Regions from separate parts of the Homo sapiens genome. Here region 2 is linked to region 1. The links are chromatin contacts, found by Hi-C in ENCODE. All regions are on one chromosome and are shown on one strand. Each heading gives the region's core, a stretch centred on a gene start or an enhancer-like site at or near the end of the contact. The rest is flanking DNA. Distances are from core to core; before and after follow the strand shown.

The links. A loop is a pair of places that touch in the nucleus more often than their neighbours do. Pooled maps may share reads with other maps.
Region 2: a pooled map shows a loop between it and region 1 (4-fold over the local background). The contact joins the enhancer-like site here to the promoter of E2F3 in region 1. A Hi-C loop is called at or near these places in 2 of 50 pooled maps.

Annotation. Positions count from the first base shown.
Region 1 is chr6:20,400,592-20,406,488 of GRCh38, forward strand. It overlaps E2F3 (E2F transcription factor 3), which reads left to right and starts at 1,288. Exons shown (of 7, transcript NM_001949.5): 1 at 1,288-2,034. The coding sequence starts at 1,642. LOC124901482 reads right to left here and starts at 2,181. Exons shown (of 3, transcript XM_047419652.1): 1 at 1,834-2,181; 2 at 1,678-1,789; 3 at 150-1,571. The coding sequence starts at 2,181. The coding sequence ends at 964. RefSeq lists silencers at 863-1,102, 1,953-2,422, 2,623-3,242 and an enhancer at 1,201-1,725.
Region 2 is chr6:21,984,211-21,989,848 of GRCh38, forward strand. All of the region lies in intron 6 of CASC15 (cancer susceptibility 15), which reads left to right. Among named protein-coding and RNA genes, the nearest start is that of NBAT1, 160 kb to the right of the region's middle. Within about 2 kb of position 3,386, at least 24 of the 41 ENCODE cell types and tissues checked have a DNase peak (open chromatin) inside an H3K27ac peak, as active enhancers do.

The DNA.
Region 1 (5,897 bases), core at 38-2,537:
CTGCAGCTGTTTTGCACGTAACTATAAATTATGATCTAGTCTCTACATACATAACTTCCCCCACATTCCTGCAGGGGTCTCTTTTCCTGCTCAATCTCAGGAGCAAGCTTTAATTTTAAGACCCATGAATACTTGAACAAATTCAGGAGTCAGTTTGACACATCATTTTATATTTTTCTGATGACAATTTCTAGTTTACTTTTTAAAAAAAGACACTATTTTAAAAATACTTTGGGATAGGTTTGAGTCGTTGTGTTTGCTTCCAGTCAGAGAACTTCCTACAAAACTGAAGATATAAAGTGCTGATGCCTGGGCGTGCCTGCGTTCGTTGGGGGCACGACGTCATCGTGGGAAGCGTGTACTTTTTCGGATTACTGCTTGGCGGATTAGAAACCCGTAGATCAGTTCTAGGTTAGCCCTGATTAACTGCCCTGGGTGTTTCTGGGCCAGAGGGAATGTCTGCTGGATTCAAACCAATATCCGTTGTAAGACAAAAGAGTTAATTTGTACTTTACCCCTATCCAGGCTAATAATGAAGGTACCGGGAATGATCTGGAATGTTAACTGGTGCCCGCAATCGCGTCTGCTGAACCTTCTGCCCCCACGATTCTGTCTGCCCACATGCTTCTGTCTATCAGCCCCGGCCTCGGGATCAGCTCTCGCCGCGTCATTGGTTGGATTTCAGGAAGGGAGAAGCCCACGATTTAAAGGGCTCCTTTTGCACCTGCCAGACATCGTCCGCATGGTCCAACTTGCCTTTGGCACGTATCTGGAAAAATCTCCTGCGCTGTTCGTTTATTGCACTGACTGGTCAAAGGAAAGAGTGTTCCCTTAGTCACCTTGACAATTTCCAAAAGCGAAACTTGGGCTCTAGACTAGATCTACACTGAGTCTGCGGGGCGCGGAGTCCCTGCCCAGGTCAGTAGCGCCGGCCCGGCGGGCGGGCGGGGACAGGGGCGGAGCCTAGGCCAGGCGTGGTCTTCCGTGGGAGAGAAGGAAATTCTTTGCCCCACCCCCTAAAAACTGCTCTTCTGCCAGCCAATCAAGGAGGCCTATGCAAATAGGGTCCCTGTCGCCCCGGTAACCATGATGCACGGCAGCCAATGGAAACCAGCAAGTCGCGGCCCTGCTCCATGATTGGGACTGAAGTAAGGAGGTAGCGGCCCAATGGGCTGTGGGAACGGTCCTCGGCGGGTTGAGGGGCGGGGATATGCAAATATGGTTTGAAAAGCCGGCGGGAAATCCGAGTTTCGCGGGAGGACCTTGGCGCGTAAACCGTATCCCTTCATTCATTGTCAGCAGCAGCTTCCTGGAGCCATTTTTCAGCTGCCGGCCGCAGCACCCGGGCTGCCGCCGCCGCCTCGCAATCCGTTGCATCGGCCGCCCCCGACGCCTCCATCCCCGCTTGGGGCCCGATATCCGTGCGGCCGGGACCCTCCTCTCTCCAGAGCCCCGATTATTTTTGGCCCCCGGGGCCTGTGCGGTGCGGAAAAATAAAAAGAAAAGAGAGAGAGGGGGCTCGGAAGCGCCGGGCGGGGAGGAGAGAAGGAGGAGAGACTTGGAAACTCCGACTGCAAATAATAAAGAAATTGAAAACAATACATTAATATACCATAACACTAAAAAGAGCAGGAGCGAGAGATGAGAAAGGGAATCCAGCCCGCTCTGGAGCAGTACCTGGTGACCGCCGGGGGTGGGGAGGGGGCGGCTGTCGTCGCCGCCGCCGCTGCAGCCTCCATGGACAAAAGGGCACTGCTAGCCAGCCCCGGCTTCGCCGCCGCCGCCGCCGCTGCCGCCGCCCCGGGCGCGTACATCCAGATCCTCACCACGAACACTTCCACCACCTCCTGTTCCTCCTCCCTCCAAAGCGGCGCCGTAGCCGCCGGCCCCCTCCTCCCCAGTGCCCCCGGCGCGGAGCAGACCGCCGGCAGCCTCCTCTACACCACGCCGCACGGACCCTCCAGCAGAGCCGGGCTGCTGCAGCAGCCACCAGCGCTGGGACGCGGCGGCAGCGGCGGCGGCGGCGGCCCTCCGGTAATACCCTCCCTCCCCACCGTCCCCAGCCCCGGCGGGAGGTGGGCTCGCACCGCGCGGGGTCGTGGGCGCGCTGCGGGCCGCTCGGGGAGAGCACTGGGCCGAGCATCGTGGGCCTCGGGGGCTGCCCCTCCAACGAGGGTTCATTGTTAGACCTGAGTGCTCTTCCCGGCGCCAGGAGGGTCGGGGGGCTCGGCCAGGCGCGCGGGGCGGCGGGGATTGCCTTGGCGCGAACCACATCAAACACTCCAAAACTTTTCGCGGCCCCCCCTTCTTTTCCTGCACTTTTCCCTACCCCCACTCTCCCTTCCCCTCCAACTCGAAGCTTCCTCTTTCTCGGGCGTAGGAAGGGGTCACGCCCCGGATGGAGAAGGGGGTGGGGGAGGGAGTAGTGAACTGGGGTGTGGGGGGCTCTGAGGGGTTGAAACCGGGGGACTGTTGGGGTGCTAGCCCCCAGTCGGCCTTGGAGGCTCGTTGGCGGCCGGGGGTCCCTGCGGCGTGCTCGGAGCGCAGGGGATCGGCGGGGCTGCGCTTGACACATTTTAGGATCTGTAACTCCCGGCAACAAAGGGGCTGGGGGAGGTGGAGGGGAGTCGGGCGTGGGGGAGGTGGGGCTGGAAGCCGGGTGCGGACTGGGGCGTGGGCTGTCTGGGGTGAGGGGCTCGCGGGCTGGCGCTCTGGCCTGGGCGCATCCTGGCAGTGGCAGCGGCGGCGCCCGCGTGGCCCAAGCGCCCAGGCCTTCCTCGCCGGGCCCCGGGCCTGCCCTTGACCCGCCTCTCCCCTTGCCCCTTCCTTCCCCGCCCTGTCCCCCTCTCCGCCCCCCGGCGACGGAGGGCGGGGGCAGCTGGGTTCCCGTCCCGCCGCCTGGGTCTGTCCCTCTCTCCGGGACCCGCCGGTGACGTTTCGCACACGTGCGCGCAGGACGCGCCTGTGACTGGGGAGGAGGCGGCGGCGGGAGGGGGCGCTGGAGGGGGAGAGGGGGGCACCCACTTCCTCCTGCTCGCCGGCTCCCTGGCCTGGGACGGTCCCGGCGCCCTCGCACCCGCCCCCGGCACCGCCACCCTCCCTCTCCTCTCCCCACCCCCCCACCGGCGCCCGCCCTCGCCCTGCGCCGCCGGTCTGTTCGGCCCTCCGGGCCCCCTCTCCAGCCGGCCCCCCACCTCCCCCCGGAGCCAGGCTGGTTTCGGAAATGCCCTTACAGCAGCAGGTTAGTGACCGGGACGGCTCGGGGGCCGCCGACGCCGCGGGGGCACCGGATTCTGTTGGGGGCTGAAGCGGTGAGGGTAGGCGGTTGAGCGGGGTTTTGGAGTGGGAACGGGGGGTTGGGTGCTCGAGGGAAATGAGTAAGCAAGAAAAATCTAACTAAGTAAATGCCCCGGCCTCCGGTTCTAGGAACCTCGGGGCGGGAGTGTCTGCCCCAGGGGGTGGGTATGGTGTTTACGTGGATTTTTTTTCTAGGGGGCGGATGGATGGGCGATAGAAAACCGGAGGGGGCTTCTCGCCAATGGCCGAGTTGAGCTCTGTTTTCTGTCTTCCTTCCCTTGTGCTGGAGGGGGAGGGGGGTGGGTCAGAGGGTAGGGTGTCTGTAGGATTCCCAGGCCACCCGCCACCCCCTCCCTTTGTCCCTGTAATTTATAAAGCGCCTTTGAGAGATGATTTAGGTCAGTATGCGGCTTCTCTTTTTGTTGGTACTAGAAAGAAGTGTGGCCCGGAGGTCTCCCCTTTCTCCTTTTCTCTCCTTCATTCCCTTCCTCCATGCCTCCGGGTCTTCACCCTCGTGGTGAGGCTTGGCCTCCACGGGGCTAGAACCGAACCAGACTCAGTTAGATCCATGGTAGCCTGATTATACCAGGCGTGGACCTCACCTTGTCTCAGCTCCAAATGGGTTTAATTTTTGGAGAATCAAGATTTTGCGGGAGTCTTTAAGAAAGTCAGCACATAGGCAGCACTTTGGGAAATGGGATGGGTTTGGGAATAATGAGGCGTTTTTTATTTCTTTCCTGTTCCCAGTTTCTCCCCGGGTTCGGTCTTAACTGCTTTCCAGCCCCAGAGATACTTGCTGGGCATGTGTGATGTAGTCTTAGTCAAAGAAGCTCATCGTTTTTTAGTGACTAGGGTCTGCCAGCAGGGGGGAAACGGAGCACAGTACCTGCTTAGACATAGCAGTATCCGGTGTGCTGGGTTTTCAGTCGCAAGAATATTCCATGCTTTTATTAGCTTCAGATACTCTTACTGACTTGACCTAAGCATGTTTGGACATATTTTAAGCATATTTGACCCCTGCACAGTTCTGTTACTATTTCATAAACCTAACCTTAAACAACCAGCTATTGACATACTTCTTGGATTAGATTCACAGATTTGCAGGGGGTAGTTTTGATAATGGGAAATTATGAGAGCTTCAAGTTGATTTTTAAAAAATTTTAACAGTGTTTGTTGGGCCAGGTCCCTAAGACTATCTTTCAAGCCAGGTTTATTATATCTAGTTCATTGTATTTAAGTATTTAAAGTATACTAAATTACCCTCACCATCTTCCAAGTTATTTCAAAACTTTATTCTCCTTGACATGAAATTATTATTCCAGGAATAATAATATCCTTTTGAGTTTATGTGCACACAAAAGGTTTTTCATTACAGGAATATAAATGTTACTCATATACATATTCAGAAGCATTTTTTATATGATTGCAATGTATGCTGAATCATTGGTTATCTGCATTTTTTTTTTTTTTTTTTTTGAGACGGAGTCTCATTCTGTCGCCCAGGCTGGAGTGCAATGGCACGATCTCGGCTCACTGCAACCTCCGCCTCCCGAGTTCAAGCATTCTCCTGCCTCAGCCTCCTGAGTAGCTGAGATTACAGGCGTGAGCCACCACGCCTGGCCGGTTATCTACACTTTTAAGAGCTATTTCTACTGGCCGGGCGCTGTGGCTCATGCCTGTAATCCCGGTACTTTGGGAAGCCGAGGGGGGCGGATCACGCGGTCAAGAGATCCAGACCATCCTGGCCAACATGGTGAAACCCCGTCTCTACTAAAAATACAAAAATTAGCTGGGTGTGGTGGTGCGCGCCTGTAATCCCAGCTACTCAGGAGGCTGAGGCAGGAAAATCGCTTGACCCTGGGAAGCGGAGGTTGCAGTGAGCTGAGATCCCGCCACTGCACTCTAGCCTGGCGGCAGAGCGAGATTCCGTCTCAAAAAAGGAGCTGTTTCTTCTGGGAGGGTGTAGGAAATTTATCTAGTCAATGCATACAAAGTCTTAAGCACTGAATATAAAGTTTGATTTATTGTTTTTCTTATCGAAATTATATTAGACTTCCATGTAAGTCTTCGAATTTTGAATTTTGTTGATATTCTTTCCCTAAGCAGGAAAGACAGGATGGGGAAAGCTAAGTGATTGGCTGAACAAAGACCACCTAAACACTCTGTGTCCAAGAAGAGGTTGAAAAGTCTTCAGGTGGCCAGAGTTGCAGACCTATCTGGTTCTGATCCCAAGTTCTGTCTCAAGAATATCTAAGGACTTAACCAGAAGCAACTTCTTCACCTTTTTTTCAATGGGGGTAAAAATATGAGTACTACCTTACCAGCTGTAAAGCATCTATTATTTACAAATTGTATGTTCATTGGCAAATAACTTAATCTCTCAACTCAGTTTCTTCCTCTGTAACATAGGGACAAAAACAGTGTCACCTTTAAGGTTCTTTTGAAGAGTTAAATATGATAATGCATGTGAACTATTTAGCACAGTGCCTGGCAAAAAGTAGACACCCAGTACAATTCATATTTATTATACAAATGTTAATTTTTTTCTGACTTAGTGAAATAGTGTAAGGCCAGGTGCACATTGTCCCTTTGTTTACATA
Region 2 (5,638 bases), core at 2,136-4,635, 1.6 Mb after region 1:
TTTATGGATCTTCAAAAATGATGTGTTTCACTGTAAGTATCAAAAATCTGAGATTCATTTACATCAGGGTTGAACAGATAGGGATCAGTGCCGGGTAACAAAAGCTGGAAGTGGAATTAAACATAATTAAAGACTTTAAATATAAGTTTGAATTAAAAAGTACATCCGGCTTGAAGGCTGACTCATACTAAATTATAGTGCCCTATGCGTAAGTACAGATTAAAAGGCATATTTAATTAGTTCTTTTAAGAATTTCTCCCCACAAACCTATTGGTTTTTATAATCAACATTTAGATAATGTTGTTTCTTTTTTTTTTCCTGATGCCAGAAAGATTTGTTTTAGCATTTTAGATTTTTCTTAATTGAAATGAAGTTATGCTTGGACTAGATAGCCATTCTCTTATTTGACAGTGTTTTCAGTGTATTCTTGGAAATTCTATCCAGCTTCTTTTCTATGGTTTTTATATGCTTCTGGAACAACGAGGAAATAGGGGAGGGAAAGAAAGAGAGAAACAAATGTAAGTTGGACCCAGATCAGTGAGATAGTATCAAATGGGGCCAAAATGAATTTGGCAGATGCTCTTCTCATGTTTCCCACTGGAGCATGCACATATTGTTACTTGGAATACCACTTGCATTTCTTTCATTCTTGTAAGATTTTTCTTCAGCTTCAGTAACAAACTTTAACTTTAAATAGGAGCCAGGAAGGAATATTGAGAATTTTTAAAAAATGTGTAAATGTACTTAGAAAGGATATTTTGCCATGAAGGTTTGGTTGGTAAAGGATATAATAGATGCCTTTTAAGCGTAGGAATGAAAGTGTGGAGGGCCAGAGATAGTGGAAGGTGTGTCGTGTTTAGAGATCTGAGTTTGAATCCTCATTTTGCCACTTAATAGTGGCATGACTTTGGCAAAGTAAACTTTAAGAGTCTATCTTTCCTTATTTATAAAATGAGAAGATCCATTTTTACTCTATAGTGCTGATAGTAAGTGAATTTAGTGACAGATAGAAAACATTCAATGAATGATTGCTGTTTCAAAATTGTCATATTTACTAAAAAAAAGTAATTCTTAGGATAAAAAAGTAAATTTTCTTATCAAATGTTCTTTTAATGTCAGGTAGGCATTTCAGTTTCATGATGTTCATTGTAGATATTACTGGTAGCTGTATTTCCTTGGTTCCTGTATGTCAGCGTGGTAGACAAAGACAAAAATGAGAAAACCTTGAATGTGGGAGCACACGAATTTATATAGATGAAATTGTACAGTACCATGTACTTCATTAATATGCACTTAATGAAAGTTTATTAAAATTGAATGAGAGTTGAAGGTATTCAATATCATTTTATTTCTTGCAGTATTTAGGTTACTGCAGACAACTGAGAATTAGCTTTTTTTTTTTTTGTGAGACTGAGTCTCGCTCTGTTGCCCAGGCTGGAGTGCAGCAGCGCGATCTCAGCTCACTGCAAGCTCCGCCTCCCGGGTTCACACCATTCTCCTGCCTCAGCCTCCCCAGTAGCTGGGACTACAGGCGCCCGCCAACACGCCCAGCTAATTTTTTGTATTTTTAGTAGAGACGGGGTCTCACCGTGTTAGCCAGGATGGTCTCAATCTCCTGACCTCGTGATCCGCCTGCCTCGACCTCCCAAAGTGCTGGGATTACAGGCGTGAGCCACCGCGCCTGGCCAAGAATTAGCTTTTTTTTTTTTTTTTTAAATATATGTATCCAAAGGAGAAAGATGCTGTATAACTTTCCAAAATGTCTGTTCCCTTACTTACAAAAGATACTTTTAAGTTTAAAGGAATCTTAGGCTGCAAGGAGGTGCAAAACTTACAGAGTTTTCATGTACCCTTCACCCAGCTTCCCCATGATACTACTATCTTTAATATCCACAGTACCATTATTAAAACCAGGAAATTGACATTGGTAATTTACCCCTTCAATGCTTAACCCATTTTAGCGTTTTTAAGTGGAGGAAATTCTTTTTGATGTCTTGCTTAATCAATTTTCACCTACATATACTTTTTGAGTGTCAGTATGCTGAACAGAAAGATATTTTGAAATCAGAAACCCTTAGGCTCAAATCTTGGCTCTGCCTCTTATTGCTATGCAACACAGGGGAGCTTTCTTAGCGTCGATGATGGTCTGTTTCTTCATTTGTAAAAGGTGCTATCACTTACCTTGCAGAGTTGGCATAAGGATTAGCAATTGTGTATTGTCAAGAGCCTTTTCAATAAATGATGGCTTTTGGAATAACTGTTCTCTTGCTATGTTTTCATCAAAAATTGAAAAGAGCTGGCCATTATCTTTAACATAGCATGTGTACTTTGTGGACACCTATCATTTCAGGACCACTAACTGGTAAATATGCTAAAACAACTTCATGGTTCCTGTAGCCCCCTGCTTGTTTTGCTCCCTGGTCACCCACTTTATCTGCACCTTTTTTTCTGGCCTATAGACCAAAAGCCACTCCTCTCTGTGTATAGATTATATTTCTTCTGCCTTTTGTTATATGAATTCTAGGAAATGTAGTTCTTTTTAGTTTTTTGTTTGTTTTCTTTTATATAACCTCTTCCAACTTAGTTCTGTTTTACAAGCAGTTGATGATAGCCCTAGGTAGATGCCTGCTTCAAACTCAGGCTGATACGGCTGGCTCTTGAGTATCCCTGTACAAACGCTGCCCTTCAGGGAACATCGTGTCCAGGGCTGCTGCCTCCCTCCGTTTGCAGACCTGGTGCTCTGCGTCTAAAACTGGTCACTCCTTCTCATCTCTCCACTTGAGCACAGCCGCAAAGGTAGAAACAGAGTTCTGCACCCCACTTTTTGCTGCACCTCAGTTAGCCCAGGAACATCTACCCCTATTTAGCTCAGAAGTGTGTAGTCCTGTTTAAATACTTAAAATTTGCTATGTTCTGTATTGGCCAAGAAATGTTTTCTGGTAAGAGCTTCTGGTAGGAAGAGGACCTAAAGCTGCCCTCACAAGACGATATTTGGTTCATTTGAAATAGAAAGTTTTGTTTGCTTTTAATTTTTATTTACTGAACTGAAAATTGGAAACAGCCCATTGACTTTTCTATCTTATACAGCATCTCCTCCTACACATATTTAGTTTCCTGCTCCCTTGAAATCTGGGCGACCTACTCCTGTTTTCAAGTTTTTTCTATTTTATTATTTTGGTCCTTAGCATTTCTGCCTTTTTTGTATCTTCCAACTTTCCATTTCAAAAGAGAAGGATCATATTTTTATATATTTACATCCCGTTTGAATGTGTTTAAGGAACGCTTAGAAATGTTCCTTTATGTTTTAAAATATCCCTTCTGCTAAAGCAAGTAGCATATCATTTCCTGCTTTAGTTGCGGCCTCAGTCTGACAGGCCAGGGCTAAGTAAGGGTGAAAAGTTCACCGTCCGGAAGTGCTGTTGAGGTCAGAATCACGTGATGAGGAGCCGACCCAGACTCCCGGTAATTCCCTGAGAATGTGAATCTTTGGGAGAAGGAGCACAAGAGAGAGCTTTTTCTCAAGTCGGCTGCCTGTGCTCGGGCTCTTGCTTACAATTCTTAGTTTTATGGCACTATTCTTCTTCTTCTTCAAGGAACTCACTGTAATGCCTTTATTATTGTCTACATCAGTGTTTTAAAAAGTAAAGTTGTAACGCATTGCTAGGTTATGCAATCAATTGTGTGGACAGAGATCAGCCTTAAAAAATAAAAAAGGAAACAGGAAATGTAAACAGAGTGCATTATATGGAATAAGAATATGTGTATTTTGTAAAACTCTTGTTTGATACATAGATCCGTACACATAGACACACACAATCTCATAGGTCTCTATTGATTTGCGTATGGGTACACGCTGGCAGGCGTACATTCTCCTTCATCCTCATTCCTAGTCATTTGAAAACTCAGTCATTCAAAATGCATGCCCTTGCCAGTGGATGTGTTCTTATAAATTTCACATAGTTTCATATTTGGAATTTATTGTAACTGCATTTTAATTTATGTGAATATGAGTTATATATCTTATTTTGTTTCTTTGTATTTTCTCCACTCAGTATTCTATTTTAAGGTCCATGGATATTGCTATGTGTACATCTAATCCATTGCATCCAAATGCCCATAGTTGTTGAAGTGCGTCTAGAATACATTTTACTTCTGTTCTCTCCCAGGGATGGACCCCTATATTGTCTCCATCTCACCTCACCATGAACACAACTACTGTGAAAAGCCTCAGATACATCCCTTACTGGAAAGTACCAAGGGGAATTTATTTGGGTTCTAGCCTAATAGTAGACTTGCTGAGCCAGAGGGCATAGGTACCCAGCTCAGATACTGTATACAGTATAATTTCAAAAAGTATACTGATTACCTCCGGAATGATTCACCAGTCAAAGCACCCACCAGCAGTATGAATGCTTATTCCCACATTCCCACCAGTACTTAGCATTATTAAGCTTTCTAATTTTCCCTATTTCTGTCTAGTGAGTGTAAAATGATATATTTTTTGTTTTGTTTTGTTTTTATCTGATTATTGTTGGATTTGATTATGTCTTCATGTGCTTGATTTTCTTGGATTTTTCTCATCTGTAAATTCCCCTTCAAATTCATTGCACATTTATCTACTGGAAATTTTTTACTTTTCCTATTGATTTATAGGCATTCGTTGTATAGTCCAGATAGTCCCTGGCTGGCTTTAGACATTACATGTATTCTCCTAGCCTGTCACGTTTCTGTTAACTTTTGTCTCTTATACTTTTTATTGAACAGAAGTCTTTAATTTTGATGTAATTTAGTTTATCAGCATTTTACTCTGGGGGCTTTGCAAAATATTCCCTCTTCTTCTAATACAAAAATTATCTATTCATATCAGTTTTATAGTTTTATCTTCCACATTTAGGTCTTTAATCTATCTGAAGTCCATATATGTATGTGGTAGCAGGTAGCAATCCATTAATTTTTCATATGGTGATTCTGTTTATTTAAGCTGGTGTTGCCCTTCCGCTCTCTGATATGCTCCATTGGTTTTTCTGTTCTTTAACTAAAGTTTATGCTGTTTTGTTACTATGGCTTGGTAATATATTTTACTATCTGGTAGAGTAAGTCCTACTTATTGTTCTTCTTTTTCATAGTGGATTTAGGTATCTGTGAACTTTTCTTTTCTATGTGATTTTTTTTTTTTTTTTTTTTTTTTTGAGACTGAGTCTCACTCTTTTGCCCAGGCTGGAGTGCAGTGGTGCGATCTTGGCTCACTGCAACCTTCGCCTCCCTGGTTCAAGTAATTCTCCTGCCTCAGCTTCCCGAGTAGCTGGGACTACAGGCGCGCACCACTATGCCTGGCTAATTTTTGTATTTTTAGTAGAGACGGGGTTTCGCTGTATTGGCTGGGCTGTTCTTGAAGTCCTGACCTCAAGTAATCTGCCTGTCTTGGCCTCCCAAAGTGCTGGGGTTACAGGCGTGAGCTACCGTGTCTGGCCATATATAAATTTTGAAATAAATACAATCGAATCAGTTCCTCAACTACAACTGAATTTTGATTTGAATGTTATTGAATTTATAAATGAAAATTGAAGAACTAACATATTTTTGGTAAGTTATTCCATCTAGGAGCTTTTACTGTCTCTCCATTTATCTCAGCATCTTT